Linked DNA regions of Mus musculus: region 2 is linked to region 1. Evidence: chromatin loops called from intact Hi-C (ENCODE). Cell type or tissue: heart. All regions are shown on one strand. Links, peaks and the distances in the headings refer to the core of each region. The heading gives the core; the rest is flanking DNA. Region 1 overlaps Efhb (EF hand domain family, member B). Region 2 holds the start of Sgo1 (shugoshin 1).

Region 1 (15,303 bases), core at 3,204-11,203:
TCTAGGGCAGCTGACATCCTTTTCTGGTATCCACAGGGATCAGGCATGCATGTGATGCATAGACATATGCAGAAATATACATACAACAACATAAAAATAAATAATTTTTTCGCATAAAAAATTAAGTGTGGTGGAACATAGTTATGTTTTCCCAACATAGTTTTCCCGACACTGAGGAAGCAAGAGGCAGGAGGATTATGAGTTTGAGGCTGTTCTGAGCTATATAGAGACCGTGTCTCAAAAATGTCCCAAACCAAGTCACACAAAACCCAAAATTCCACAAAAATAAAATGTTATAGTCTTTTGTTTGTTTGTTTTTTCAAAACAGGGTTTCTTTGTGTAGCCTTGTTATCCTAGAGCTAGCTGTGAAGGCCAGGCTGTTCTCGAACTCACAAGAGATCTGTCTGCCTCTGCTTCTTGAGTGCTGGGGTTAAAGGTATGTGCTACCACCACATAGCTAACATTATAGTCTTAACTTTGATCTTTTTGTGGTACTGGGGATTGAATCTAGAGCCTTCTACAGAGTAGGCAAGCACTCTGTCACTGAGTTAATCCCCATTCTCCTTTTTACTTTTTATTTTGAGAGAGTCTCACTAACTTGCCTCGATTTACTAAGTAACTCAGGCAGGATTTGTAATCTTCCTGATTCAGCCTGAGTTTCTGGGATTACAGTTCTGTGTTATCAGGCCTTGTGATTTTTTTTTTTTTATTGGATATTTTCTTTATTTACGTTTCAAATGTTTTCCCTTTCCTAGGTCTCCCCTTCAGAAACCTCCAATCCCATCCCCCCTCCTCCTGCCTCTATGAGGGTGCTCCCCAACACATCCACCCACTTGTCTTCCCACCTTGGCTTTCCCCTACACTGGGGCACAGAACACCCTCAGACCCAAGGGCTGCTCCTCCCAGTCATGTCCAACAAGGCCATCCTCTGCGACATACACAGCTGGAGCCATAGGTCCCTCCCCATGTACACTTTAGTTGGTGGTCCAGTCCCTGGGAATTTGAGAGGGGAGGTTTCTGGCCTGTTGACACTGTTGCTCCCCCCTTGGGGTTGCAAACCTCCTCAGCTCCTTCAGTCCCTTCTGCAACTCCTCCATCGGGGATCCCACGCTAAGTCCAATGGTTGGCTGTGAGCATCCACCTCTGTATTTGTCAGGCACTGGCAGAGCCTCTCAGGAGACAGCTACATCAGGCTCCCATCAGTAAGCACTTCCTGGCATCCACGATAGAATCCGGGTTTGGTGACTGTATATGGGATGGATCCCCAGGTGGGGCAGTCTCTGGATGGGCTTTTCTTTAGTCTCTGCTTTACACTTTGTCTTTATATTTCCTCCTGTGAGTATTTTACTCCCCCTTCTAAGAAGGACTGAAGCATCTACACTTTGGTTTTTCTTCTTGGGCTTCATATGCTCTGTGAATTGAGTCTTGGGTATTCCGAACGTTTGGACTAATATCCACTTATCAGTGAGTACATACCATGTGTGTTCTTTTGTGACTGAGTTACCTCACTCAGGATATTTTCTAGTTCCATCCATTTGTCTGTGAATTTCATGAAGCCATTGGTTTTAATAGCTGAGTAGTATTCTATTGTGTAAATGTACCACATTTTCTGTATCCATTCCTCTGTTGAGGACATCTGGGTTCTTTCCAGCTTCTAGCTATTATAAATAAGGCTGCTATGAACATAGTAGAGCATGTGTCCTTTTTACGTGTTGGAGCATCTTCTGGGTATATGCCCAGGAATGGTATTGCTGGGTCCTCAGGTAGTACTACGTCCAATTTTCTGAGGAACAGCCAAATTGATTTCCAGAGTGGTTGTACCAGCTTGCAATCCCACCAGCAGTGGAGGAGTGTTCCTCTTCCTCCACATCCTAGTCAGCATCTGCTGTCACCTGAGTTTTTGATCTTAGCCATTCTGACTGGTGTGAGGTAGAATCTCAGGGTTGTTTTGATTTGCATTATCCTGATGACTAAGGATGTTGAACAAATCTCTAGATGCTTCTCAACCTTTCCCTCAGTTTCCCCAGTTGAGAATTCTCTGTTTAGCTCTGTTCCCCATTTTTTAATAGGGTTATTTGGTTTTCTGGAATCTATCTTCTTGAGTTCTTTGTATGTATTTGATATTAGCCCTCTATCAGATGCAGCATTGGTAAAGATCTTTTCCCAATCTGTTGGTTGCTATTTTGCCCTATTGACAATGTCCTTTGCGGTACAGAAGCTTTGCAGTTTTATGAGGTTCCATTTGTCGATTGTTGATCTTAGAGCATAAGCCATTGGTGTTCTGTTCAGGAACTTTCCCCCTGTGCCCATGTCTGAGGCTTTTCCCCACTTTCTTTTCTGTTAGTTTCAGTGTATCTGGTTTTATGTGGAGGTCCTTGATCCACTTGGACTTGAACTTTGTACAGGGAGATAAGAATGGATCAATTTGCCTTCTTCTACTTGTTGACTGCCAGTTGAACCTGTATTATTTATTGAGAATGCTGTCATTTTTTTCACTGGATGGTTTTAGCTCCTTTGTCAAAGATCAAGTGACCATAGGCTTGTGGGTTCATTTCTGGATCTTCAGTTCTACTCCATTGATCACCCTGCCTGGCTCTGTACCAATACCATGCAGTTTTTATCACTATTGCTCTGTAGTACAGCTTGAGGTCAGGGATGGTGATTCCCCCAGAAGTTCTTTTATTGTTGAGAATAGTTTTTGCTATCCTGGGTTTTTTGTTATTCCAAATGAATTAGAGAATTGCTCTTTCTAACTCTATGAAAAATTGAGTTGGAATTTTGATGGGGATTGCATTGAATCTATAGACTGCTTTCGGCAAGATAGGCCTGGTGATCTTTAGATTACAGTATTTTCATATTTATATGTTATCTTCTTGCACCACTAAAACCATATAGGTATGTTTTGTTTTGTTTGTTTTGAGATAAGGTTTCCTAAATGTAGCCCTTGATGGTTTGAAACTCAGTTCTAGAACAGGCTAGCCCATGAACTTTCTAATGATATTTCTGGTTTTGGCTCCCACGTGCATGGATTAGAGGTATATATCTATTCTCCCCCACTTTTTGATTATTTATTTATGTTTTGTTACAGTCTCTCTCTACTGTTCCTGTTGGCATAGAAGTCAGCCTCCCGAGTATAGGAGGAAGTGGAGTATAGGTCTGCTCTGGCATACTTGGCTTATGAAGAGAATTAATCTTTTTTCATCAAATATTTGAAAGTATTTCTTTCATATCTTCTCTCTTCTGCCTTTTTTCCTCCTCCTTCTGCCCTGTCTGTGTCTTTTGAGGCAAAGTTTCTCATAGCCCATGTTTGTCCCAAACATTCTATGTAGCTGTGGCAACTCAGACCTCCTGACTTTTCTGCTGCTACCTCCTGAGTGCTGGAATTGCACACATATGTGACTATGCCTGTCCCCCTGACCTCCTCCCCTTGTCCCTTCTTTCTTCTTTCTTGGATAAATTTGGGATGTTTTTAAAAATTCACTTTTATTTTAAATTATGTGTATATGTGCACATCTTCATATAGGTGTATGTTCAAAGCACTCTTGGAGTTCCTAAGAGGGTGTGGGGACCTCAGGAATTGGAGTTACAGGCAGATGACTCTTCTGATGTGGTAATGGGAAGAAAGGGAAGTGAACCACATCCTTTGTAAGACTACAGACTCTTAACCCCTGAGACATCTCTACAATCTCTTGTGGTTTTTGTTTTAGTTGTCTTCAGACACACCAGAAAAGGGCATCAGATCACATTGCAGATGGTTGTGAGCCACCATGTGGTTGCTGGGAATTGAACTCAGGACCTTTGGAAGAACAGTCAGTGCTCTTAACAGTCAGTGCTCTTAACCACTGAGCCATCTCTCCAGTCAGCCCGTAGATTTTGTTATTTTTTAAAGGCAGAATTTCACTATATAGGGCAGTCTAGCTTTGATCTTGAACTAGCAGTAATCCTCCTGCCTTGGCCTCTCAAGTGTTGGGATTATAGTCAAACCCTACCACGCCCAGCTACTTTTTATTTCTTGCTTAAACATTCTTTTTAGATTTGTTTTATGTGTAAGTGTTTTGCCTGCCTGTGTGCATGTGCATCATGTACTTGCCTGGTGACCTTGAGGTCACCGTGGAACTGAAGTTACAGATGGTTGGTTATAAGGTTCCATGTAGGTTCCATGGTATTGAACCTGGATCCTCTGAACAATAAAAGTATTGTCAACTGCTGAACATCTCTCCAGCATCCTCTTTCTTGCTTCAATTATTTTAGCTTTGGCTACTTTTTAAATTTCTCTGAGCTGGCTTGTAGAGGTGAAGTGTGTCAGCATCTATTCAGAGATTTATCATTGGTAATCGGAACCATGTCCCTTGCTCTGATCTAAGACATGGACGGAGCTCTGCAAAGCTTCCCTGTCCCTTAGAGGTTCTGTTGTTGCTATACTGCAGTCAGTGCTCAGATCTACAGCATTTGACTGAGAGCAGGTTTGGCCTGGACAGCATTAGTGATACACAGCCTTTGTGATCAGCTGCCACAGGACCCAAGGGAGGGAGTTTCTTTTTGTTTCTTTGCTCAGGCTTTTTTTTTTTTTTTTAACAGATTTATTTATTTATTATATGTAAGTACACTGTAGCTGTCTTCAGACACTCCAGAAGAGGGAGTCAGATCTCGTTACGGATGGTTGTGAGCCACCATGTGGTTGCTGGGATTTGAACTTCGGACCTTCGGAAGAGCAGTCGGGTGCTCTTACCCACTGAGCCATCTCACCAGCCCCTTTGCTCAGGCTTTTAATATTATCACATCAGTTTATATTAACCATTTAGCTACCAGACGGGTAGAAGAGGTCCAAGGCCACATGGTTCTGCCCAACCTGTGTTCAAAATAACTATCAGTGAACCATTTTTATTGTTTAATGTAGTTTTCAGAACTAGTGTGGTGCCGTGTGCCTGTGACCTTAGCACTTGGGAGGCAGAAGTAGGAAGATAGCTGTAAGTTTGAGACCGGTCTGATAGGATGGTGATTCCTGGCCAGTCAGGGATTCGTGGGAAACCTGTCACAACAAACACAAAAGCAAATCAAAGCCTAGCCGGGTGAAATACACTTACATCCCTACTATTTGGGATGTAAGATACATAGTGAGTTTAAGGCTAGCCTGGGCTAACTGAGACCCTAGCTTCAAACAAACAAAACCAAACAAAAATTTAGCCTTCAATTTTCTCTGGAGTGAGCAGATTCTTTTGTGGTTTGTACAAGTCTATCTTCAGTTTTGCCTAATTTCTTTATGTGGTTCGGATTTCCTAAACCTCCTTCACTCTGAAATTTAGCTTCTTTCCAGGTATTTTAAAAGCAATATAGGTCATTTTCTGAATATCATTCCTCAAAAGCTTTCTGTTTCTAATGTCTCGGGAACAGGTTTGTTTTCCCTTGCTTTTCTAAATGATTGCTTTTTTTCCCCCTCCTAAATGTACAGTTTTATCATCTAAGGTTAGGAGGCCCTAGAGACTGAGTTTGGAGGTTACAGGTTGTATGGTAAATAACAATGTTGCTTTGGCTTCCATTTTTAACACCTGGTTGCTGGGATTAACTTTGAGAAAACTTACTGACATTTTAAAATTTCCCCTCTAGAATGTCTCTCCTCTAAAAGTAATGATGCTGCTATTTCTACTTTTATTCATTGGTGTCTTAGTCAGGGTCTCTATTCCTGCACAAACATCATGACCAAGAAGCAAGTTGGGGAGGAAAGGGTTTATTCGGCTTACACTTCCATACCTCTGTTCATCACCAAAGGAAGTCAGGACTGGAACTCAAGCAGGTCAGAAAGCAGGAGCTGATGCAAAAGCCATGGAGGGATGTTCATTACTGGCTTGCTCAGTCTCTTATAGAACTCAAGACAAACCAGCCCAGAGATGGCACCACCCACAAGGGACCTTTCCCCCTTGATCACTAATTGAGAAAATGCCTTACAGTTGGATCTCATGGAGGCACTTCCCCAACTGAAGCTCTTTCTCTGTGATAACTCCAGCTCGTGTCAAGTTTACACAAAACCAGCCAGTACACTTGGATTGGCCTGTCATTCTGTAAGGCTAAAACTACCCCCCCTCTCCCATTTTGCCTTTCTTGGTGAGTGGACCCTTTCTGTACGGGACACCTTCCTCTTCAGTCATGGAGAATGCTATGGATCATTTTCTCACTTGCCAATATCTCACCAAACACAGTTGTTTCCACCCTCTCAGAAATAGAGGGGCAACATTTTTTTCTTTTCTTTCCCTTTTTGATGTTTTTCATTATAATTTTGTTGTCTTTATGTGTGCGCATGTGTATATGGTTCAGTGGACAACTCTGGGTAGTTGCCTCTCATTTTCTCATGTGGGTCCTAGGGATAGAACTGTGGTCAGGCCTGGAGACAAGCACCTTTACCTGATGGCTCACACATCTCTCTGACCTTTTTATTTTTTAAATTTAAATTAATTTAATTTAAGACATATTCTCACTTTGTAGCCCAGGCTGGCCCCCAAACATGTGACAACCCTCTTGACTCTGATCCTCAAGTGCTAGGAATATAAATATGAGCCACATTTCTTGGTACAACACATGGTAATAGAAAGTAGAGGATTGTTTTCAAACCAAGCAGTTCCTTTATTTTTTATATTATCATCATCATTATTATTATTTGCATTGCAATTCCTTTTTTCATCTCCTGAGTTCATGTACTCTTACATCTGGTCTCTTGTTTTGTTTTTTGAGTCAGAGATGCATTTTGTGGTCCATGCTGGATCCTCCTGCCAGGGCTCCTCAGTATGCTCCATAAGGCCCAATTTATTCACTTATTCCTGGTATTTGATCCTTCCTTCTTTCCTCTCTTCCCTCCCTCCCTCCCTCCCTCCCTCCCTCCCTCCCTCCCTCCCTCCCTCCCTCCCTCCCTCCCTCCCTCCCTCTCTTCTTCCCTCTCTTCTCTCATCCTTCGTTCCTTCTCTCTCCCCTCCCTTTCTCCTCTCCTTTCCTTCCCCTCCCCTCTTTCCCTTCCTCCTTTCTCCCCCTTTTCTTTGAGACAAGGCCTGCCTTTGCTGTCCAGACTTAACCCTAGACTCACAGTACTCCTGCTTTAGTCTCACAGGCCTTTGCCACCTGGAACAATGCTTTCAATGGAGTTCTTTGGGGGCAGGCAGTGGGAGGGTGGTGGGAGATAGTTGAGCAGCCAAGGTTGCCACTGCACATCATGGTCCTCCTGCTTCCTCTTCCTCTGCCATCAGTAGAGTTCTTGAGGATTTTATTATCTAGATTTTAGGGCACATATTTAAGGTGGTGGCTGGTTGGTTCATAGAGGCTCTGATTTTTTGGGTGTGTGTGTGTTTCCCTCCCTCCCTCCTTCTCCCTCCTTTCTTTTTCTTGTTTTATAGTTTTGTTTTTGAGTCAAGGTTTGTTGTTATTTATTCCAGTCTGTTTTAGAATTTGCCCTCCTCTTCCCCATCCCTGTCCCCGCCCCCCCCCCCCAGCCGCCTAGTGCTGGGATTATAGGTCTGTACCACCATGCCCTCATTTTTGTATGCCACATTTTGACTCACGGCTGGATTTCACAGAGGAAAGTACAGTTAAGACCACCTTTCAGTTTTATGGCCAACGACTTTTCAAACCGTGCAGTTTTCTGCCTTTAAAGGTGTCTGTCTGTCTGCCTGTCTTCTTGTCTCTCTTTTACCGGGCTGTCTGGGTAGAGGCTCTGTACCTTTCAAGGCAAGGCAGCCCCCCATATTGTAGATCCGTGGGGTACAGTTCCTTGGAGCTCTCATTTACAACCCCTGCGTGCATTACCCAGCATTCTTCTCTGGCTGTGAAAACATCACAGCGCCCTCAAGTGGTGTCTGTGGAATAGCTAGCGCGTTGAAGGGAAGTCTGAAGTGACTGACTCACAAAGTCACTCTGCTATTTCAATTCTACCTCACATTTGTCTCACCCTTTGGCAGTGGGCTTGGTCTCAGGTGCTAACTGCACCACATGCTTCCGCTGAGCCACCCACAGCCCTGGGCTTTTCTGTGCTCACTAATTTGTAGGAAGTTACTAAGAGAAGCAGAGAGGTGGGGTGGAGGCGGGGCAGCTCACAGTATGTTCTTATCTCTTCTCTGGATGGGCCATACTCTGCCTTCCTAATCCGAGTAAATGTGGGATTATCTTTTTAACTTTTTCATACTGCAGTTGGAAAGATAGTTTGGTGGTGTTGCTCACGAAGAGGACCCAGGATTCCCAGCATCCACATGGTGGCTCACAATCATCTGGAACTTCAGTTCTGGGGGATCTGATGCCTCTTTTGTTTTCTGACAGCACCAGCCACACATCTGATGTCCAGACACATACATAGACACAAAACCAAACCAAACAAACCAACTAAACAAACAAAAACCAGTGACAACCTCCTCCGCAAAACTACAAAGCTCCCCAAACCCCAAAACCCATAAAAACAAATCTAAAAAATAGTTTCTTTTAACACTTACTCTGTGTGTGTGTGCTCACAATGTGTGTCACAGTACGTCCGTGGAGATCAGAGGACAACATACAGCAGCCAAGTCTCTCTCTCCAGCATGTCATTAGGCTTGGTGGCAAGTACCTTTACTGAGCCATCTCCCCAGCTCATGTGTGGAATTTTGATTCCAACTGTGTCTTTCATCTTCACCTAGGGCTCAGTCTTAGGGAAATCGGTGTAGTTCAAGCTAACTGGAGGTTAAGCTTGAGTTAAAGAGAGAACAGAGGAGTCAGTTGAGCGGTGGAGCACGTATCTAGCTTTCATGAGGTTCTGGGTTCTACTGTGGCATTGAAAGAAAAAAAAAGAGAGAGTTCTCTAGTTTTGGTTCTCAGACTGGAAAGATTTCTGTGGTAGAAAGTAAATGGAGCAGCAGAAAGAGATGTGAGGCCATATTGGGGTCACATCTGACATTGGCCTGAGCTTGCTGTTCCACAGTGGAGTATTGGCTCTGGGAACGTGCTTCGTGAGTGCTCATTTCCACCGATAGGAAGACGCTACAAAGGAAATCCATCCTTAAAAACCATTGCATTTATTATTACCATTATCACTATTATTGCTGTTATTAGAGTGTGTGTGCGTGTATGGGGTTGAACATGTCATGGCGTGCATGTGAAGGTCAGAGGATAATTTGAGGGAGTCAGTTTATTCTACCATGTGGCTCCCAGGGCTCTAATGTAGGTTGTCAGGCTTGGTGGCAAGTGGCCAGTGCCTTTACCTACTGAAGCAAATAATCCAGCTTGTTACAGAGCACCAGGCACCAAGAACTGACATCTTCCTGTGCTTTCTTGTCTCCTCCTTTGGGTTTTTCTTAAAGGTAAAAAACCAGACTGTGAAAACGTTACTGATACTAGCATGGGAGAAGCTGAACCAAGTCTCCTGATAAATCCTGAAGACATTGTCCCCAAAGAACCAGGAAGTTCAGAAGAGACTCTCCGGACAATCCAGAGACCAGGTGACAAAGTTTCTCACCAGTATAAGACAACGTCTTCTGAGATCAACGCTGTGGTTGGAGCTGTCCCCTCCATGTGTAAGCATGCCTCATCCCTTGTCCAGTTAATCGATTTGCACATCTGGAAGGGCAGTGTTCCTAGTGTGCTCTTGCAGCGTCCCTAGTTGCTCTCTGCATCTGACTCTAGAGTTTCTCAAGGCCTTATGTTTAACTGTGTATTGTAAGCACCCCGAGGTCTCACGGGTAAGTTTGACCGACCTCTTGACGATGGCCCAAGTTCAAAAGCAATTCTATATTAATAAAACTGAGACAGTCATGGATGAGAATGTTGAATGCTTTCCTAAGCTCAACTTGGATGTCTGTGTTCAAGTATTATTCTCTGGCCTTCAGCCCACCATTTCCTTGGAACCAAGGTGAATACTGCTGTGTTTGGCTACACTCTTCTTTTTATGCAGTGTTTGGATTTTATGCAAGCACATTGTTAGGCTAGCTACATTTCAAGGGGTCTGTGGCCAAGTGTGGCTCATGGCTGCTGTTCTACAGCTGGGTTTCAGGATGTCTTTGTCTCCCTCATTGATGACCTAGGTCACCCCATATTCGGTGTTCCAACCATTCGATCTGACATCTCTGCTCCCCGGATTCGTCGAGTCAGTGACATGAATAACTACGGTGACGAAGGCAATGCTTACTCTCTGCTGCACCCCTCCATCTTCTCCCAGAAAGGTGTATTTGAGAGAGACTTCTTCAAGACAAGGTCAAAGGAAGAGGTACAGAGATCACCTCCAACCTTGGACTTGGCAATGATCACTATTATTTTTGTGACCACGGTTGTTGCTGTTGTCTTTTAATTTTGTTTTTTCGAGATGGCATCCACTGCTTACCCCGCTCTGGCCTGGTACTCACTGTGCAGCCCAGCCCACACTGGCCTACAGGGCTTGGTGGCTTTTCTGTCTCGGCTTCCCAAAGCATTGGGATTGCAGACATGAACAGACATACTTGACTAGTGTCGTATTGACTTGTTTTATTTTGAGACTGAGCTTTGCTAGGTAGCCCGGGCTGAATTTGAAGTCACGATCCTCTTGATTCCTCCTACTGAGTTCAGAGATTACATATTGCTTCTAATCTGATGCACAACATTTATCATCATCATCATTTTTATCATCATCTTGTGTAGTCCAGGCCAGCCTCTGAATCAGCTGCATGGCTGAGGCTGGTTTTGAACTTCTGATCCTCTCACCTCCACCTCCTGAGTGTAGGTATGTGCCTGGCACTTGTGGTGCTGGAGATCAAATCCAGGGTTTGTGCATGATAGGCAAGAGCTTTTTGAGGTAAGCCCCAGCCCTAGCCCCAGCCCCAGGCCATGACTATCAGTTTTGACTTTTCAGAATATAGGATTCTTATCTTTTTAAATTTTTAGATTTATTTAATTATTTTATGTATGTGAGTACATGATAGCTGTCTTCAGACACACCAGAAGAGGGCATCAGATCCCATTACATATGGTTGTGAGCCACCATGTGGTTACTGGGAATTAAACTCAGGACCTCTGGAAGAGCAGTCAGTGCTCTTAACCACTGAGCCATCTCTCTAGCCCGAATATAGGATTCTTGATGAATGATACTTAGTTTGGTTGTAATGTGCTTCAAAGTTTTTTTTCTTTTTCTTCCCTCAGTATATTATATAATTCTTTCCCCCTTCAAACAGGGTCTCACTATGTAGGCCAAGTAGGCCTTCAACTCAAGAGCATCTTTCTGCCTCTGCCTCCCAAGTGATGACAAGCACAGATGACGATGTCCACCTGCTTTTCTTCACTTACATTTACTGAATTTTTATTTTGGGAGTTACATTTTAAAAAATATAATTTATTTATGTGTGTGTGCACATGTGCCTATGTATTTCATGTATGCCTGAGTATGTGTGGATGTCAGAGGACACCTTGAGGGAGTTGGTTCTCTCCTTCTATTATGTGGGATTAGAGAATCAAATTAAGGTCTTGGCAGCCAGCACCTTCGTACCTTTGTTTGTATTTAAAAATAAAAATAAATAAGAATGAGAAAAGGTCTCACTCTACAGTACAGGCTTATCTCAAACTCACTATGTAGCCCAGGCTGGCTTTGAACTTCAACATTCCTGCTTTAGCCTCCCAAGTGCTGGAGCTACAGGAATGCACTCCCACAATGCCTGAAAAGTACTACAACTTTGATATCTACTAATTTCATATGTATGGGCACATATGCATATGTGAACACATGTACTTTTGTGGAGGACCAGTGACTGCCATATTAAATGTTAAAAAGCTTTTTAAAATATATATTTTATTTTATGTACTTAATTTTTAAAATACAAAATTAAAAACATAAATCTTGTTCTGGACTTAAATTCATTGTTTCTAGATTTCAGATATATTAACTAACATTGGAGTCAAGCTTTCTAAGGAAGAATTCGAAAATGTGTGGAATCTTGCTTCAAAAAAACACCAGCGAGGAGAAGTTTGTGTTGAAACTATCAGGAACGTTCTAGATGAGCTACTGCATGCAGACCTCGTCAAGTGTAAAACGGCCATGTGATTGATATTTTTGGGAACTTACACATTTAAGCAAAGCAGATTAAATCTATATTCATCTAAAATGTCCTGGTTTTGCTGTGTGTTGGAACTTGGTCGTTACTTTGGTTTAACTCCTATGCCTGTGGATATGACTTCATCTTCTTGTGAATTCGAAAGCCTTGAAGAAATTGAAGAGTGATGTAGGAGCCTCCTGCTTCGCAGTGGTCAGAGCTTAGAATGATGATGAAAGTTAGTAATGTTTGGCAGGCCTGAGGACACCACCCATATTAGCACCTCTGAGATTTGGTTGTTTTGTGATCCCAAGTTCATACTATTTTGCCTCTAATGCTTTGTTACTGTATTTCAGCTCTGATATGAAAAGATGGTTTCTTAGGGTGCCTTTGGTCTCCAGGACTCCTAAGAGAAGCAGGTTATTGAAAAAGCAGGATGTAGGAAGTAGTCTTAAGACCCAACAATTGCATAATGGCCACTAGCTTACTATTTTCTTACCATTTTTCCACCTCTCTCTGCTTCCTGACTATAGATGCAATCTGAATGATTGCTGTTAATTCAAGACCACCCTGGGCTACATAAGTAACTTCCTGGCTAAGCCTAGGCTACCAAGTGAAACCCTGTTTCAAAAACAAAAACAGAAAAAATATTTTGGAGAAATTTAAGAACTACAGAAAACCCACAGAAGTGTAGTAGCCAAACAGTACACAGTGGTGTGCTAGAGTCTGCCCCTCACAGGCCACAGAGGTCAGGCGTGAGCCTCTCTCTCCAGTACTAGATTAATTGGTAGCTTGTTATGAGATGTGGTGAGATCATTCTATCAAGTAAAACACCAGAATCTACCACCTTCAGTCCTGCCCCAGGAGTTAAGAATTTATCAGGTCACACAACTGCGTATATGTGTATTGCTCATCTGTCCAACCACCTGGCCACACGTGTCAGAGGAAGTTGTCTATATTGTGCTTCATCGCTCAATACAAAGAAAACAGGCCAATGGTACTGGTCTCTCCTCCCTCCCTCCCTCCCTCCCTCCCTCCCTCCCTCCCTCCCTCCCTCCCCCCCTCCCTCAACTCACAGTTCTCACTGTGAAAGTTCCATAATTGGGAAGATTCTGGTGTACAAGTCAGAGTTCTCTAGAGCAACAACTTTTATAATCTATCCATATATACAGAAAGAGGACTTACTGGAATGACTGACAGGCTGCAGTCCAACTAATCCAACAGTGACTGGCTAGGCACAGAAAGTCCAAGAATCTAGTAGTTGCTCAGTCTACAAGGCAGGATGTCTCAGCTAGTTTTCAGTGTTCATGCTATCTATTTCAGTGTACGCTTGAAACCCTGAAGAATTAGGCTGCATTGTCAGGAGAGGAAAGGACTTGCTAGAAATGCAAGGGAGAGCAGGCAAAGAGCAAAGGTTTCCTTCTTCCATTTTCTTACATAGACTTTCAACCGAAGGTGTGGCCTAGGTTAAAGGTGTGTCTTCCTGCCTCAAGATCTGGATAAAGGACATGTGTAATCCTACCTCAAAGGTCTGCATTAGAAGTGCATCTATTTATTTCAAATTGCCTTTCAGATTGTAATATAATTACATTATTTCTCCCTTTCCTTTCTCCCCTACTGTCTTTCCAATTTATGACCTCTTTCCCATTAGGTATTGTTACATATGTATATTTTTAAATATAACCTGTTCAGTCTGTATAATGTATGTTTTCAAGGGTGATTAACTAGTATTGGATAAACAATTGGTGTGCTCTTCCCTGGGGAGGACTTTCCTTCTGCTGTGAGCATCTTAGTGGCCCATAGATTTTTGTGTGAGATTCAAGACTTGTAGTCTTCCTTAGCATGTGTGTTGCTGTCCTGGTTCAGCTCATAATGAGCATAGGACCTTAATACTGGAAAAACTATCAGGTTGTTGAGAAAGTAATGCTAAAAAATTGAACTGAAAGCCCGTGGCTGCAAGTAGATCTTCCCATCATAAGGAGAGCAGAAGCTGGACAGAGAGGAAGCAGAATTTACATATTCTGAGGACCTCAAAATTGTCGTCTGGATGACAATGCCATCGTAAATACCCTATCTAACTTTGATTAACTAGTTCTACCTCTGTATATTTTAACTATACAAAACAATTTGTTATCTTTTGTTAATTTTGTTATTTAACAACTATTTAGCAATTTTTCTTTTTTTAAAGATTTATTTATTTATTATATGTAAGTACACTGTAGTTGTCTTCAGACACCCCAGAGAAGGACATCAGATCCCATTACAGATGGTTGTGAGCCACCATGTGGATGCTGGGATTTGAACTCAGGACCTCTGGGAGAGCAGTCAGTGCTCTTAACCGCTGAGCCATCTCTCCAGCCCTATTTACAATTTTCATTCACTTTATTTTGAATTATAATTTGTCACAGGTGATAAAAATGTACTAGCATATTTATCTATTATACTATGGTTGAAAACCATAAAAACAAAATCTTCTGGCTGAAGAGACAGTTCATCCAACATTGTGTGAGTTTGTAAACCTAGTGCCAGAGAGTGGGGGACAGGCAGAACCCTGGGGCTTATTGCCAACTTAATCAGTAAGCTTTGGGTCCCAGAAATGACTGCCTCAAAAATAGGATAGACAGAACTTGGGGAACAGTAGCTGAGTTGACTGCTGGCTTCTGCATGCATTTACATGTATGTGAGTACTTTCCCTTCTTGCCATCTCTCTCCCTCTCTCTCTCTCTCTCTCTCTCTCTCTCTCTCTCTCTCTCTCTTTCTCTCTCTCTCTCTCCACATCCTTCCCTTTCTCCCTCCCTTCTTCCCTCTTGTGTCCCCATCAAAGCAAGGTATTATTCTGTAGTCTAGGCTGGCTTGGAACTCATGTACCCCAGGTTGGCCTTGACCTAAGAGGAATTCTCCTTCCTTAGCCTCTGGGGTGCTGAGATTGCAGGCATGAACTACCATATTCAATTTTCTTCATCCTTTTCATTCAAAAGTTATCAGGGCTGGCATGATACCTCAGTGGGTAAAGGTACTTGACATGCAAGGTTGGAGACTTGAGCTTAATTTCTGGAACATATGTAAAGTTGAAAGGGGAGAACTCACCCCACAAGCTTGTACTCTGACCTCCATATGTGGGCCATGGCATGTGAGGCATTCTGCTACGCACACACACAACAATACATTTTAAATGTTATTTATTTGTGAAAGTGGTTGCTCATACCTGTGATCTCAGCATTAAGAGATTGAAGCGGGTGGGCTGGAGAGATGGCTCAGCTCAGTGGTTAAGAACATTGACTGTTCTTCCAGGAGTCCTGAGTTCAGT
Region 2 (15,303 bases), core at 7,304-15,303, 290 kb before region 1:
TTTCTCACTTTCCTGCTTACTGTCTATAGTGGGTAAGCTGCTATTTTCTTCTGTGCTGCAAGGGTCATAAGGGGTCACTTTTGGAGAAAATGTACCCTGATGAGTGTAAGCTTCAGCATATATTGAGTCAGATAACCCTTTCGTCCCATCTGCAGTTGACATAATGTCTTCATTTTCAGGCTGGTACTGGAACAGCACTCGGATGTTACTGTCTGGTGGGGAAAGAAGGCCTATAGGTGGCCAGGGTTTGCTTTTAGGGCGAGGAACATGGGTTTCTTTATATGCATGAAACAAGGTGATTACCAGTGCAGTGACTTCCTTCTTGTCCAAAACTTGCCAAAGTCCATTCGTGGCTAAGATGAGAAACTGACATAGATCATCTATAGGGACAGAGATTGTTTGCGGTGCTGGAATAATGGACTTTTTTAGTCTGAGGTTTCCATGGAATCCAAGACCCCTGGTGGTTTTGATGTGCCCATCCAGGAGGCCATAGGGGTCATCTGAACTGATCACTGCTTCGCTGTAAAGGACTCTTCTTCTTTCTTTGGTGTTTCGTGTACTGTGTTCCTTGGTCAGGCAAAACCCTTTTCCATTTCTGCATAAGACTGCTTGCACGTTTCCTAAACAAGTGTTTTGTTGTTTAAGAGAAAGAGATCAAAAGATTAATCATCAGTTCATATTAACATATGCAACTTACTAATTCTGTTTCAATGCTAAACACAAAGTATGACATGTAAATATTTCTAGAATATGTAAGCTCAACACTGTACAGATAGGATTTTTAACTGGGAAACGACCTAATTCAAATCTCAGTGTTAACCAGTAGACTTTAAAACACTTAACTAAAAAAAAACAAAAAAAAACAAAAAAACAAAAACTACAGGTCATGAAAAATAATTACTAAATTAAATTTTTATGAAACTGTTTCAAAGAATGGTTTTTACTGTTTCTTAACATCTATTCAGCAATTTTTTTAAATATTCAGATAAAGGGGTTTTTTAATGTTTAAATTATGTGTATGTGCACATGAGGAGGATGGGTGTCTGTAGAGTCCAGAAGAGAGCATTGGATTCCCTAGAGCAGAAGTTAGTTTGCCATGAGCCACCCAAATGGATGCTGGGAACTGAACTCTAACTCTCTAGGGGAGCACCAAGTATTCCTAAACACTGAAACATCTTCCCAGCACCAAGTAATTAACAAACAACAACAACAACAACAACAAAATCTTTGGTGGGCTTTTGAGAGGTAACCCAGCAATAACAAGCAATAATGTGGTCTTCTAGCAGAGGACCTGAATTCAATTACTAGCATCATGTAGGTTAGCACACAATTCCCCTTGGCCTCTGTACTTGTGTGCACAGGACCACATACACATAAAAATTAGAAATCCTTAAAGGACAAAACACTTGGGGGCTGATAAGAAAATTAGGTAAAGGCAGCTGCTACCAGGCCTGCTAATCTTGAGTTCCATTCTTGGGTCCTATATGGTGAAAAGAATTATCTCCTAGGAGTTGTCCTCTGACCTTCATATACAGGTATATGCACACACAATCAATCAATAAATAATAATGGATGAATAAATGAACAAAGTATGTGTGTATATATATGTATATATATTATATTTTACTGGTGAAAATTAAAACTCAAATGTATTTAGGATATGGATGATAAAATTCCACTGTTAAGTGTCCATCCTAGATTTCTGTAATGTGCAATTAAACAGTAAGTTCTATAAAAATTCATATTGGGGAAATAAGCAGCCACGTTAAACTCGACAGTTATTAACTGAAGTCTTCAGTAAGAGATGGCAGTATGGTATGATCATAGTTGAGATAAACCTGGGATATTTGCAACATTTTGCTTCATTAATGTCCTGAAGTCTAAATCTGGTCCAGACAGATTAAAAGATGCTGTTAGAAGGGGTTTGGATTTTTTGTTTTGTTTTCCCCAAGATTTTAGAATTATCATATGTTTAAGAACAAGCAGTGGTTTTTTGTACAGCATTGTGATTCACAACATATCTCAGGTGGCATTGGTATCTGAATACTCTGCCCCTGAAAATTAAAATTCCTACTTTAATATACCAGCTCTAAAAGCAAAATTTGGTGGGGGCAGTGAGATGGTTCAGTGTGAAGAGACACTTGATGACCTGTTTGAGCTAGACCCCATATGGTGGAAGGAGAGAACCTGATCCCCAAAGCTGCCCTTGACTTCAACATGCATGCTGTGGCATACATGCACGTGTACCACACACTTTAAAATAAGAATATTCTGTCAGGTGGGGGTGGTGTGCCAGCACTCAAGAAGCAGAGACCTGTGAGTTCCAGGACAGTCAGGCTACACACAGTGAACCCCTGTCTACAATCAAAGAATATTTAGGCCTCTGACAGTGCTATACTTGGAATCAGAATTTTGTTGCTAATGTGTTCAATTCTGTTTCTTCAACTTTTAACTTATTTTTGTCTTTCTTTTTGTAGTCTCCCCTCCCCCAGCCTGAAACCTGCTTGCTCAGGGGTGGAGCTTCCCGCTCAATTGTTCTGCCACGCCCACTGCTGGAACCTGCCGCTTTGCTGTTTGTAGCCATACACCCTGCTACTGGACCTCAAGATTATTTGGCGGGAATCGGGCCCCTCCCCCTTCTACTATTGAGTGCCGCAATAGTAAAAATTGAACCTTGAGCAGAGACCTTTGTCTTGGTTCCTTCCTTATCTCGCGCAGCCCATCCCCTCTTCTCTTCCAGGTTTCCAAAATGCCTTTCCAGGCTAGAACCCAAACCTGTGATCTGCTGGCCAGACACAACATTTGGTGAACCAACGCAAGACTGAGAAATGGCAAAGGATTTTTGGAAGAGGCACTGCTGGTTTGGAGCTCCATAGAAGAAGAAAATAATTAAAGGATAAAGGAAATTCATACCGGAGAAGGTTGGTATGGGCTAAGCTGAAACAGCGTTAAACCCGAGAGCTAATTCACTTAGGTTCAGCAGTGAAGCTTAAGAGGAGCTGGGAACTATAACAGGTGGTAGGCCGTGGCTCTCCGAAGCTACATTTTTAGGTGTGAGAAAAGAAAGGGTTTATTAAAAGGAAATTAATAATCAGGCGGATTGCATCATGAGGGAGGAAAATGTCCCAAAAAGCAGAGAGAAATTTCAGGAGTGCCATGCTTTGTTCTCTCTGGGCCTTATAGCAGAAGTAGTACTGTGTCCCCTTTTGTGTCTTGTCTAATGTCTGGTGCACCAATCTGTTCTCGTGTTCAATTCATGTATGTTCGTGTCCAGTCTGTATGAATGAATGTTCTATGTTTTATGTTGGATAATAAAGATGGTATAAAAAACTTTATCTGCAAAGCTGAGAGCTGCCACGTGCTTCAGCCAGGAATCAGACACATGGCAGGAGGGCCCCTGCTAGAAAAACTGTTTGTTTTAGGAGAAAAGGGCAAATGCACAGCCTCTTAGTTTCGGTGTAAAAAAGCTGATAAATGGTTCGTGACTAATGTGTTTGACAAATGGTAAAGTGCCTTTTATTCTATGATTGTAGCTACAAAAATTAATATTCTCTGAATGGTCTAAATGTAACTGCTTCATTTGGTTCCTTTTTATTGATAATGTGCTCTGCATGTTTTCACATTCAGCTCATAAGTTGTTGGTTAAGATTAATAATTGTTACATTGCTACAGATGGTTAGTGTTAAATTTGATAACTCAAGTTTAGAGTCCTTCTGACACGTGGCATAAGGCAGGCCCAGAGGCTGGGTCTCTAAAGATATTTCTAGTTTAGATAATAATTAATGTGGTTCCTATCCTAAATAGTAAAATTTAAGATAAGATTTAAAGCAATGCCTCTTTATTAAAGCATTAAAGCTTGCTTTAATAGGTATTCATAGGTATTAACTGGCAGCCAAACTTCATAATATGATAGTAATGCTTCTAATATTGATTTTAAAGATGATAAATTGTTTTAAACTTGGGTTTTGCTTTCCTAAGGTTGTAGATATTATCCTAACGTTACACAAGAAACTTAAAAATTATGGTTAAGACTGCCATTGTTACATTGACTGCAGCTTGCAGTTTGATTGCAAATTTAAGATTTTCTACTCACCCATATATTATTAATTAAGATAATTATAAGAGTAATCATCTTTTGAAAGCGCAATTACAGCTCACTTCATACAAACCTGTGATCTGCTGGCCAGACACAACATTTTTTTTTGATTAATTTTGAAATAGAGTTTCAATATGTAGCCCAGGCTGACCTAAACTTGAGATCTTCCTGTTTCTGCCTCATTTCAGAAAAACTCTTTGTTTAGCAAATAAGAATCTAGGCTTAAAAGGCTGAAGTCTGTCCAACTGGTATGATTTGACAGAAAGCCTAACCTGGTGTGAGATAAACTGTAGTCTTGCCTCATTAACATAATAGAATGAATGCTAGTTGAGGTCCGGGGTTGGTTGCAAAATGTGACCCTGTGCTATGCAAATTATGCTCCTGCAGTCTGCACAAATTTCTATTTTCATTCTTCTTTTATCCTAACTTGTGGATCTTTTACTTTGATCTGTAACAGGTAAGTCAGTAATTATTAAGTGGGGAGGTTTGGTTTGGTTTGGTTTGGCTTTGAGATAAGCTTCATTTAGCCTGAGCTGGCCTTGAACTCTTTGTGTAGCTCAGAGTGTCTTGAAATTCCAAGTCCTCCTGTTAGCAGGTACCATCATGCCCTGTTTATGGGTCTTATGCATTCTAGGTAGACATTCTGCAAACTGAGCAATTGTCACCAGCAAAGTGGCACATTGGCATTTAATGTGGCAACTGGATAAACTATTAGAATGTAGTTCAGCACCTTTCTTAAAATAGCGAAAGTGTATGTATGTGTAAGTAGTGCTACTATAGGTTTAAAACTATGTGGGGGAAGTAGTTCAACTTTCTAATATTCCATGTGACAGCTTGAATTCACATACTAGCTTAAGCAGGAAGATGGTAAGCAAGCACTTTGGCTTTATATACTTCTGTAATATGGCAGATACATGTGACTATTCTGGTTTTTAAAAGGAGTAGTAACTTGGTAGTATAAGGCAGGTGGGTTGCAAGAGTGAGGCCACTGTGTCCAGAAAACCAAGGGGGCAGTAATAGTCACTGTGGATCAGGGTCTAGCCCATCTCACCAAACACGATCCTAGGCAATGTACTGTTAGGTCTCCACATGTTGATGAGTTGATGCAGAAAAAACAAAGTTCTTAAGTCAGAAGATGATAATGGGCTGGAGAGATGGATCACTGGTTAAGAACACTTAGTGACCTGTCAGGTGGTTCACAACTGCCAATAACTCCAGCTCCGGGGGATCCAATGTGCTCTCTTCAAACTCCCCAGGTACCTGCACATATGTTACATTCACAAAAACACATAAGAATAAATTCTTTGTAACTTCTAGCTTCTTGTCTTTAGTGACTGACTAAATCTCAGAAAATGGGGGGGGGGACTTCTAAAAGTGAGAGAAAGGGGGAAGAACGGAAAGATGAGAAAGGAAGAAAATTTGACATGGTGGCTAGTATCTGTAACCTCAATGCTCAGAATGAGGCAGAAGGATTGCCACAAGTTGGAGGTCAGGCTGGGTTAGAGTGAGATCCTGTCTCCAAAAGGAAGAAAAGATGGCTTGCCAGTATGGAGTTTATAATATCCAAAATGTTGAGATGCTCAGAATGAGGCAGAAGGATTGGAGGACAAGTTGGGAGGACAGCCTGGATTAGAGTGAAAAAGAAAGAAAAGATGGCTTGCCAGTAGAAAGAGAACTAACCCTGAAAGTAGTCTGGTCTCCACACATGCACCATGATCTTTGTGAGTTCAGGTCATCTGCATTTAGAAAAATATTTCCTTCAAAGAAGGAAAAATAGAAGAATGAAACAAAGCACAGATTAAAGGAGCATTCGTAGGCTGCTGGTGGGTTCCAATAGACTAACACAAATGATGTGAGTGATCTTAGAGAGGATCCTTAAAGAGAGAAATAGATCCATCACAGTCAAATGGCTTAAAATCTAAGAAAGAGAAAATCTTTCAAGCAGCCACAAGGAGGAGCCACATTCTGAAGAGAGGAACAAGAGAGGTTGAGACAGGGATGCCTGCCAGGCCAAACAAGGAAACAGATTCCAACAACTGAGAAAAATCTGCCAGTCTGTAATTCCACACCAAATGATTATTTCCTTCAAAACCAAGAGTCAAATAATATCTTAAAAATTCATCACTAGCCTTGTATGGGTGGTGTATTCCTTTTTCCGAGCCCTTAGGAGACTGAAGCAAGTGGATCTCAGTGAGCTTGAAGCCAGTCTGGATTACAGAGTTACAGGTCAGTCGGGGATACATAATAGAGACCCTGTCTCAAAGAAAGGAAGAAAGAGAGAGAGAGAAAGAGAGAGAGAGAGAGAGAGAGAGAGAGAGAGAGAGAGAGAGAGAGAGAGAAGAAAAACACCAGAAAATCCACATCATAGAAACCAAGGAATTTTCTAGGCAAGAAACAAACCAAATGAATAGGTCAGCACAAAGGAATTAAGAACAAAAGGAGTATGAGTTCCTAAAAGATACAACCTCTTTTCTTACTGAAAAACATAAAAGACTTAGGAAATACAAAACTATGAATATAAAAATACATATATAAATATCATTTACACAGAAACATTGTAATCAAAATAATGACTGAGACAGGTGTAGCCTTACACACCTATAATCTGGACCAATTTCCTTTATGAACAGTGATGCAAAAATACTCAGTAAAATACTCTCAAACTAAATCTAAGAACACAGCAAAACATCATGCACCATGATCAAGTAGGTTTCATCTCAGGGATGTAGAGATGGTTCAATATACAAAAATTCATTAACGTAAGCCACCATATAAGCAAACTAGGAAAAAAATCACATGATCATCTATTAGATGCCGAAAAGGCCAAGATATGGATCTAGCTCAATGTCCATCAGTAGGTGAGTAGATCAAACAGAAACAACAGAGATTTATTCAACTACAAAGAACAAAGTGATATCACTGCAGGAAAACAGATGGAACTGGACACCACCATGCTAAGAGAAATATGACACACTCTAAAAGACAATATTGTATGGGTTTTTACTCCTATGTAGAATTTAGAGTGGTACAGGGGACATCAAAGTAAAAAAACTGACTATTCAAGGATTGGAAAAGTATAAAATCAAGGAGGCAGGGAGAGAAAAGAAAGCAATAGAGGAGATGAAAATGATAAGCTCATATTGTGTGTTATATAAAAATGCAGCCCCAGGCCAGCCTGGTCTACAGCATGAGTTCCAGGACAGCCTACATAGAGAAACCCTGTCTTGGAAAAAAAAAAAAAATGCAACTGCAAAGTAAATTAAAAAAAAAAAAAAAAGCAGATCTTTAGATTACCAATTATCTGCATTGTTAACCAAAACAAGCCTAAACACCATTTTTAGAGTATACCTTTTCTTTTTCTTTTCATTAAAACAATTTTTTCATCCAACATAATCTAATCATGGTTTCCTCTCCCCCAAGTCCTCCCAGACCCTCCCTACATCTTCATCCTCCCAACTCCTATCTCTGTCTCTGTCTATCTGTATATCTGTCCCTATCTCTCCGGGAAAAAAAAAAATATATATATACCAAATTTTAAAAAAATCTACTGAGTCTAGAGTGAAGGATCAGCAGTAAAGAGCACTTGTTGTCTTGCAAAGAACTTCAGTTCAGTTTTCTAGCACCCACATCTGTAAGTCCAGTTCCCAGAGGTTGCTGTTTTCTCCTGACTCCACAGGTAGTAGACATAATGTGCATGCACACATGCAAGCAAACACTCATCCAAGTTAAAGAAACACACAAATACACCTATTTGTGTATGAATATCTCTATATCATGTTGAGTAAGTACACAGTTTTTAACAATAAACACCATAGACTTATTATGATTTAAAAAAATAAATAAGGGGTTGGGGATTTAGCTCAGAGGTAGAGCACTTGCCTAGCAAGCGCAAGGCCCTGGGTTCGGTCCTCAGCTCTGGAAAAAAAAAAAAGATAAAAAATAAATAAAGCAATACATAGAACGCCCTGGCACAGAGCAGAGCATGCGCTTACGTTACATGTGTTTATGTTGCTGTGATGAAATACATGACAGAAGCAACTTAAGGGAGGAGAGATGGTTCAGGAGTTGTAAGTCCATCATGGCAGGAAAGGCAGGATGACAGACTAGATGTGTGGCAGTGGGAGTGTGCAGTAAATGCTTGTACATGCCACTGAGCAGAGCAGAGAGAGCCTAGGCCCAAAGCAGTCATCCCCAACCCTCCCACCTCCTCCAGCTGTGTCTCATAGCCTAAGGTTTTACAACCACCCGAAACAGCGTTACCATGTAGAGATAAAGTGTTCAAACCCATGAGCCTACAGGGGAGATTTAATATGCCAAAATAGGAATGCAGTGTAGTGGCTCATACCTTAAACACACACTTAGGAGGCAAAGACAGTAGGTTGTATGAGTTCTAGGTCAGTCTGATCCACATACCTATGTCCAAGCCAGCCAAAGCTACATAATGAGACGCTGTCTCAAAAACAAACAAACAAAACGCCAGCACGGCCAGCATCTTAGTTAGGGTTTCTATGGTGAAGAGACACCATGACCAAGGCAACTCTTATAAAGGACAGCATTTAATTGGAGCTGGCTTACAGTTTCAGGGGTTCAGTTCATTATCATCATGGCAGGAAGCATGGCAGCCTGCAGATAGACATGGTTTAGGAGGAGATGAGAGGTCTACATTTTGATCTGAAGACAGAAAGAAAGAGACTGTTTCAGCAGCATTCAATTAAGCCTGGGAGCCCTCAAAGCCTGCCTAAAGAGTGACACACTCCCTCCAACAAGGCCTCCTCATAGTGCCATTTCCCATAGCCCAAGCATATCCAAACTGCCACAGGCAGTAAATTCAATTAAATACTTACATTCTTGGCACTAGGCTGAGAAATTCAACCCTCTAAAATAGAAGTATACAGCAAGGATTCTGAGGTTTAATAAGTTATTTCAAGTGGTTAAGATACATTTCTAAAACATGCAGATGAAAGCTACAAGCAATCTAAAAAGTAGGACTTTCCCCAGCCTGTCTGTCTACTGTACACTTATATAGGTTCTCCACAGCTTGGGACTGCTCAACAAAGGAAAAGACTAAGCCAATATAAGTGGGTACCAAAATGATGTGATAGTTTGCTGCATTTTGGTTCTGACAAATTCCTTAAAACTTTTGGTCACCAAGTTTCTAACATTTGTATGCTATTCAAATTAATACACAGCACATGACATGGTAAGTATTAAAGAATCTTTCAAAGGGTTTTTTAATTCTTATTTTTGTATATATGTATGTGTTCTCTTTGATCACGTATGCCACATGCTGTACACAGGTGCCCATGAAGAGGGCATCAAATCTGGAGCTGAAGTCAGAGGTGGTTGTGAGCTGCCTGACATGGGTGCTCAGAACTGAACTCAGGTCCTCTGCAAGAGCAGCAAAAGCTTTTGATATCTGGATCATATCCACATTTCCAAAGGAATCTTTTTTAAAAAATTTTTTTTAATGTCAGCACTTGGGAGGCCAAGACTAGCATATCTCTGTGTGTTCCTGGTCATCGCAGAAATATCACGAATTTGAAGTCTGCTTAGGCTGTGTAAAAAACCTGCCTTAACCCGTTGTTTTGTTTTGCTTTGTTTTGTTTTTTGAATGCCAAATAAACAGACCAAAACCAAACTTTTTTAGGAGATGGACATGGTGGTACACACATTTAATCTAGCATTCAAGAGACAGAAGCAGGTGGATCTGTTTGCATTTGAGGCCAACCTCAAATATATAGTGAGTTCCAAGACAGTCAAAGGTACACAGAGAGACTTCTCTACAGCGTAAGGAGTTAGAGGTCATCCTGGGCTACAAGAAGACCCTGTCTCAAAAACAAAAACAAACAGAAAACAAAGAAGAGAGCCATAAATGAGCAGCCGTGGAACGATAATCTTAGGACCCTAGGTAAGAAATTAAGAGTGTGAACCTTGTGTGATGACCAGCATAGTAAAATATAACTTGTTATATTGGCTACGTATATCTATCTACCTTATGGCACAAGACATCTGCCAAGGATATGACTTATGAAGCAATCACTCAACTGTGGAGGCTCCAAATGTCTTGTGGTAGGGCTCCCTGCTGCCACCTTCCCCTTCCCATTTTCTTTGTGTGCCTTCAGAACTACCCAGTAACGCTGCCTGATGTGTAAGCGTGCCGAACTTTTCTCAGCATGACTAAACCCAATTCCTTGACTATTATCAGGAACTGATAAAGAAGTTTAGATTGTTCCCGGGAAAGCACTTTAAAAAACGGATCCCACAAGATGACCTTCTAATTCAGTCACGGCTGCTGCACTACAATGACTTCTGAGGTGAGCGCAGCCGGTTGTAAATCTCTTCCGTAAATGCACAGGACAGGATCGGGCTGTCACTTGGCGTTTCTTCTTGAATCAGCCAGGCCCACCCGCAGATCTCGCCAGCGGGCTGAACCTGGAGAGCCCAGTCTCTCACATCAGTCCTTTCGCTGAGCCTGCGCTAAACGTGCTGGATGGACGTTTGCCACACGGGCGCGCCCCGGAGCACAAGAGCTGCGCGGCCTTGGGCGCCCTGACAAGCCACGCCAGGATCTGTTTGGATCTTTCGTGCTCCAACTCAGGCTTCAACTCGAACTCGTCATTCTCCTGCCTCAGCCTTCTGAGAGCTGGGCTCTCAGGCCTGCGTCAACACCCCAGGTCTAACCGGAAGTCAGGGACGCACCCAGACAAGACCCAGTCTCAAAGTCGCTAGATCTCTAGGCTGTGGGAAGGCGGACGCCGAGCCAAGGCCTCAATTCCAGCCTGACTCCACCCCCTCTACCCCACCCCAGCCACAGCTGCGCGTGCGCAGGCGCGCCACGTGATGCCATTCCCCGGGGCCGGGCGCTGCGTCTACGGAGAAGGGCGGGCCGGAGTGTCACGTGATGGTGTCCGGCCAGCCAATGGATACGCGTAACGCAGAATTTCGAATGTGGCGGCGGTAGCTGCGGAGCGCGGCGGAGCGGGAGGTTGCATCTGCTCGTCCGGACCTGAGTGGCCGAGGTACGGAGCGGTACGGGCGGCGGGACTGGAGGTATCTCTCCGACCGGACGACGCGTTCCGCTCGCGAAAGCGAGCACCCCGAAATCGACAGGGCTTTTGCTCAATCAAAGTAGCAAAAACTTTTTAGATAGGGGCCGGAGGAAGGGGTGTTCTCGCCGACTTGCACTGTCTAGCACGCACAAGGCCCGATTTCCATCCCACTGTGCTCGCGCACGCGAACAAACTGTAATTAACTTTAACTCTATCAGTTATTCATTCTGTGTGTCACTCAGATGTCTCCGGTGCAAACTTTTAAAACTTGATGGTGACCCACCCATTCTTATAAGAAGTCGTTGCATTTATTCTGTTGAACTCCCCTCTCCAATCTATCGTATATACACATTGGTAAAAATAAAGGGTTAGATAAGATATACAGTACCAATTTAAGGCTTCATTATGCGTGGAGGAAAATACGTCCTGGTGAGAATACTCAAGAAGAGATTCAAGAAAACACTTAACTAAAAGGAGATGAATCAAGATAGTTCTTGTGGTGACAATTATATGCACACATTGTGGTTGGCAACAGTTTACAATTTTGAGACCAGGAAGTTTATTTTGCTTGAAGCACGCTACTGTTATTAACATGAATACATGTTTTCTCAGCCCCAAAATTACTAGAGAAAAGCTGCCAAACAGAAACCCAGATATACATATAAATTGCTTCTGAACTAATACTGTAATCCTAAACACTAAAGGTTGGCTATAAACATTGTAAGAAAAGTAAGTCTGCTTATGGCTCATACATTTGTGGTCCCAGCTACTCAGGAGGCTGAGGTAGGAAGGACATGAGAGCTCTTAAGTTCAAAACCAGACTGGGTAACAGCAATATCCTGTCCCAAAATAATAAGTTCCCATAGAGCCTAGAATGTTGTACGCCTCCAATGAATATTTACTATAAGATGAATAATTGATACTTTCTGGAGTTATTTAATACTTTCCTATGAAATAGTAGAAGATAAGGTTATAGCAAAAGCATGAATGACATTTTATGGGATTTTTTTTCTTATGATGGCTTGATTCTAACATCTTTTTTCTTCTTGTTTTGTTTTAGATGAATTTCACTATGTAGCCCAAGCATAAATCTATGACCCACCTGCCTTAGCCTTTTTAGTAGCTTGGATTATTCTACAACACCTGACTTAATATTTCTAAGCAGAAAATCAAAATATTGCTTTTTTTGAAGTAAGTTTACAATTTAGTCTTTTGTAATCCCTTCTTGATGAACAGCCTATGTTTCTTAAATTTTATGTTTAAAAAATATCTGAGAAGTGTTCATTGGTTTTTTTTTTTTTTGTTTTGTTTTTAATTCAAAGACAAAGATGGCTAAGGAAAGGTGTCAGAAAAGGTCCTTTCAAGATACCCTTGAAGACATTAAGAATCGAATGAAAGAAAAAAGGAATAAAAATTTGGCGGGGATTGGGAAACGCAAGTCCTTTATTGTTGCACCGGGCCAAGTACCCAGTAAGAGAATTTTGTGTTGTCTTCTTCCAGCATTCTTACTTTGAAAGTGTGGCATTTGTGTGTGTTGTGTGTGTTTCTTTGTGTGTGGAGCACAGTGGGGTGTTGCTGTAGTAGAAGTTCTGGAGTCCTGCTATTAATCTCTGCCCTGTTCCCCTGCAAAGGGTCTCTCACTGAACAAGGAACTATTGTGGCAGCCAGTCAAGCCCCAGAGATCCTCCTGTCTCCACACACCTTTAACACCTTACCTTCCCTCCGTCCTGCCACAGCAGATAGAGTCACCAGTGTGCAGGACCACACCTGGCTCTTTAGGGGATTTGACCTGTGGGCCTCATTGGTTTCTTAGCAAGCACTCCTAGCCATTGAGAGATATCTCTAGCCTCTGCTTCACCTTCTAGGTTGAGGCTTACTAACTGAAAATTTTATCTTATAGCTAACACTGCTACACTACTGAGATATTACCAAGATAACAACAGGTTGTTAGTCTTGGCTTTGGAAAATGAGAAATCCAAAGTGAGAGAAGCACAGGATGTCATCCTGCAACTGAGAAAAGAATGCTACTACCTTACTTGTCAGCTGTATGCATTGAAAGAGAAGCTAACTTCCCGACAAAGTGAAGAAACTACTCAGGTATATTCAGTACAAAACTTTTCTGTGTAGTTTTGCCATATGCAGTTCAGCTTTATATAGATTTAGATATGGAAAATATTCTTAAGTATTCTTCGGAGAGTCACTTTTTAAAAAAATACTTCATTATATCCATTTACTCTGTGTGTGTGTCTGTGTGTAGTTCAGAGGATAACATTAGGTGTTATATAGAAATAAGTAACATACATATATGTGCCCTCACATATAATGTGTATATTGACGTTATCGAAGACAGTTGTCTTTCTAGAAGGTGCTATTTCTTCCTGAGTGTCATGTATACCTGCGATTTTGTGATGCCAGAACTCAATATGCTAACTCAGAAAGACCCAAGTTATGGGTCAACCTGAACTGCACAATGAGACCTCATCTCTAGAAGAGATTTTTGAAGCCTACATATGATTTCATGACTTTTCTCTAAGATTTCAATTACTTTTTAAAGATTGTTTTCCTTCAACACTTAATCTTTTTTCCTCCTTTTTCAGTTAGTACAGTGTAAACCTAATGGTTTCTGAATCTCCCCCATGGTTTTCCAGTTTTTAAACAATTCCTTTTTAATTGTGTGTGTGTGTGTGTGTGTGTGTGTGTGTGTGTGTGTGTGTGAGTGGTGTGAATATATGTATGTGAGTATGTGCAAGTATATGTATGTGAGTGTGTGTGCACATGGAAGCCAGAGACATTGGATCCTCATCGGAGTGGAGTTACAGGCATTTTGAGCCACTTGAAATAGGTGCTGGAAACCAGACTTGGGTTCTCCCAAAGAGCTGTTCACACTCTTAACTGCTGAGCCATACATACCTCCAGCCCCTACTTCGCAGAGTTTTTGCTGAAATTAGAAGAACCAGTGTTCAGTGACTACTTAATGACATAAGCCTCAAAACAGTAGGGGGAAAAATTCTATTATTCTCGCGCCTTCGATGCCATCTATTGATGACTTTCCGTTAAGTGTATTGTTACTAGTTAGTTGCTGATATGTACTTAGCATTTAATATCAGGTGCTTTGCTTGTTTCTCTGTCACACATGCATGTGATCACTTGTGAGCCATCCTGTACCTGTACTTCAGTGCGCAAGGTTGGTTTTTCAGTAGTAGAGAGCTTAGCGTTGTTTCTTTGTTTGTTTCTGACAAGATCTCAATATGTCGACCAGGCTGGTCTCAAGCTCACTGTGTAGACCAGACTGGCCCCAAAGTCTTCCTGCCTCAGCCATCTAAGTGCTGCCATGCGCAGGTTGAGATATTTTAGTGTAAGGTTTTCTTGGGCTGAGTCTGTAGCTCAGAAGTGGAATACTTGTTTAGAATGTACAAGGTCCTGAGTTCATTCGTCCTCAGCACTGCAAAAGTAATTGTGGAAGAAAAGTGAAGATTTGGAGCCAAAGACATCATTGGGTTTGCCGCCGGTTGATACAATCCTGATGAGCTGAGTCCAGTCATTGGGACTCGCCGTGCTGGAAAGAGAACTGACCCTCTCCCCCCACCAAAAGAAGCTGTCCTCTGATCTCTATGCATGCTTCCTCGTGCCTCCCCCCAAATAAGTAAATAATGTTTTAAAAATGTATACACAAAGAAGAGAAGTTTTAAAAGCATGTTTCTTTTGTACTACCATTTTCTAGTAGTTCCTATGTTTTATAGTAAATCTTTATATTTTATATGTGATATATTTATATTATAGTTAAGAGGTGTAGTGTCTGTAGAAACTCTGGCCTTCAAGGTGAAACCACTCTTGGTCAGGTTTTCATCTGTTTGGTTTTTTTTTTTTTTTCTTTGTTTCTCCCTCACAACAGAACTTCAAAAAGAAAAATGGGGAAATTAAAAAAAGGGGACCAAGCATGGTGTTCATAGCTTTAATACCTGCGCTGGAGAAACAGGCATTCAGATCTCTGTAAGGGCCCACCCCAGCCTGGTCTACATAGGGAGTTTAATTTTAGGCTGGCCAGGTCTGTATAGTAAAACCCTATCTCATTTAAACCATGTGCTCTGTTGCTGTGTCAAGATCACCAAAACTTGTGTGCTGCCATTTGGCTTGCCCTTGTTTCTTAACCTTGTAGAG

What was found. Peaks named below come from ENCODE experiments on the same cell type or tissue, not always from the same donor. Only the 100,000 strongest peaks of a DNase experiment are listed, where the experiment ranks them.
Region 2: it touches region 1 in a loop (2.8-fold over the local background); 3 of 42 quality-filtered maps call a loop at or near these places.

Annotation. Positions count from the first base shown.
Region 1 is chr17:53,395,650-53,410,952 of GRCm38, reverse strand. It overlaps Efhb (EF hand domain family, member B), which reads left to right. Exons shown (of 13, transcript NM_172497.3): 11 at 9,306-9,518; 12 at 10,026-10,207; 13 at 11,834-12,064. The coding sequence ends at 12,007. Among named protein-coding and RNA genes, the nearest start is that of Efhb, 60 kb to the left of the region's middle. In heart, for the core only: a CTCF peak has its summit at 7,825 (motif pointing left); no DNase peak of the experiment used is centred there; H3K4me3 peaks cover 378 bases.
Region 2 is chr17:53,685,023-53,700,325 of GRCm38, reverse strand. Sgo1 (shugoshin 1) reads left to right here and starts at 11,011. Exons shown (of 9, transcript NM_028232.2): 1 at 11,011-11,115; 2 at 12,206-12,336; 3 at 12,468-12,615; 4 at 13,046-13,242. The coding sequence starts at 12,474. It also overlaps the pseudogene Gm31532. In heart, for the core only: a CTCF peak has its summit at 10,597; a DNase peak (open chromatin) is centred at 10,855; H3K4me3 peaks cover 2,420 bases; H3K27ac peaks cover 2,608 bases.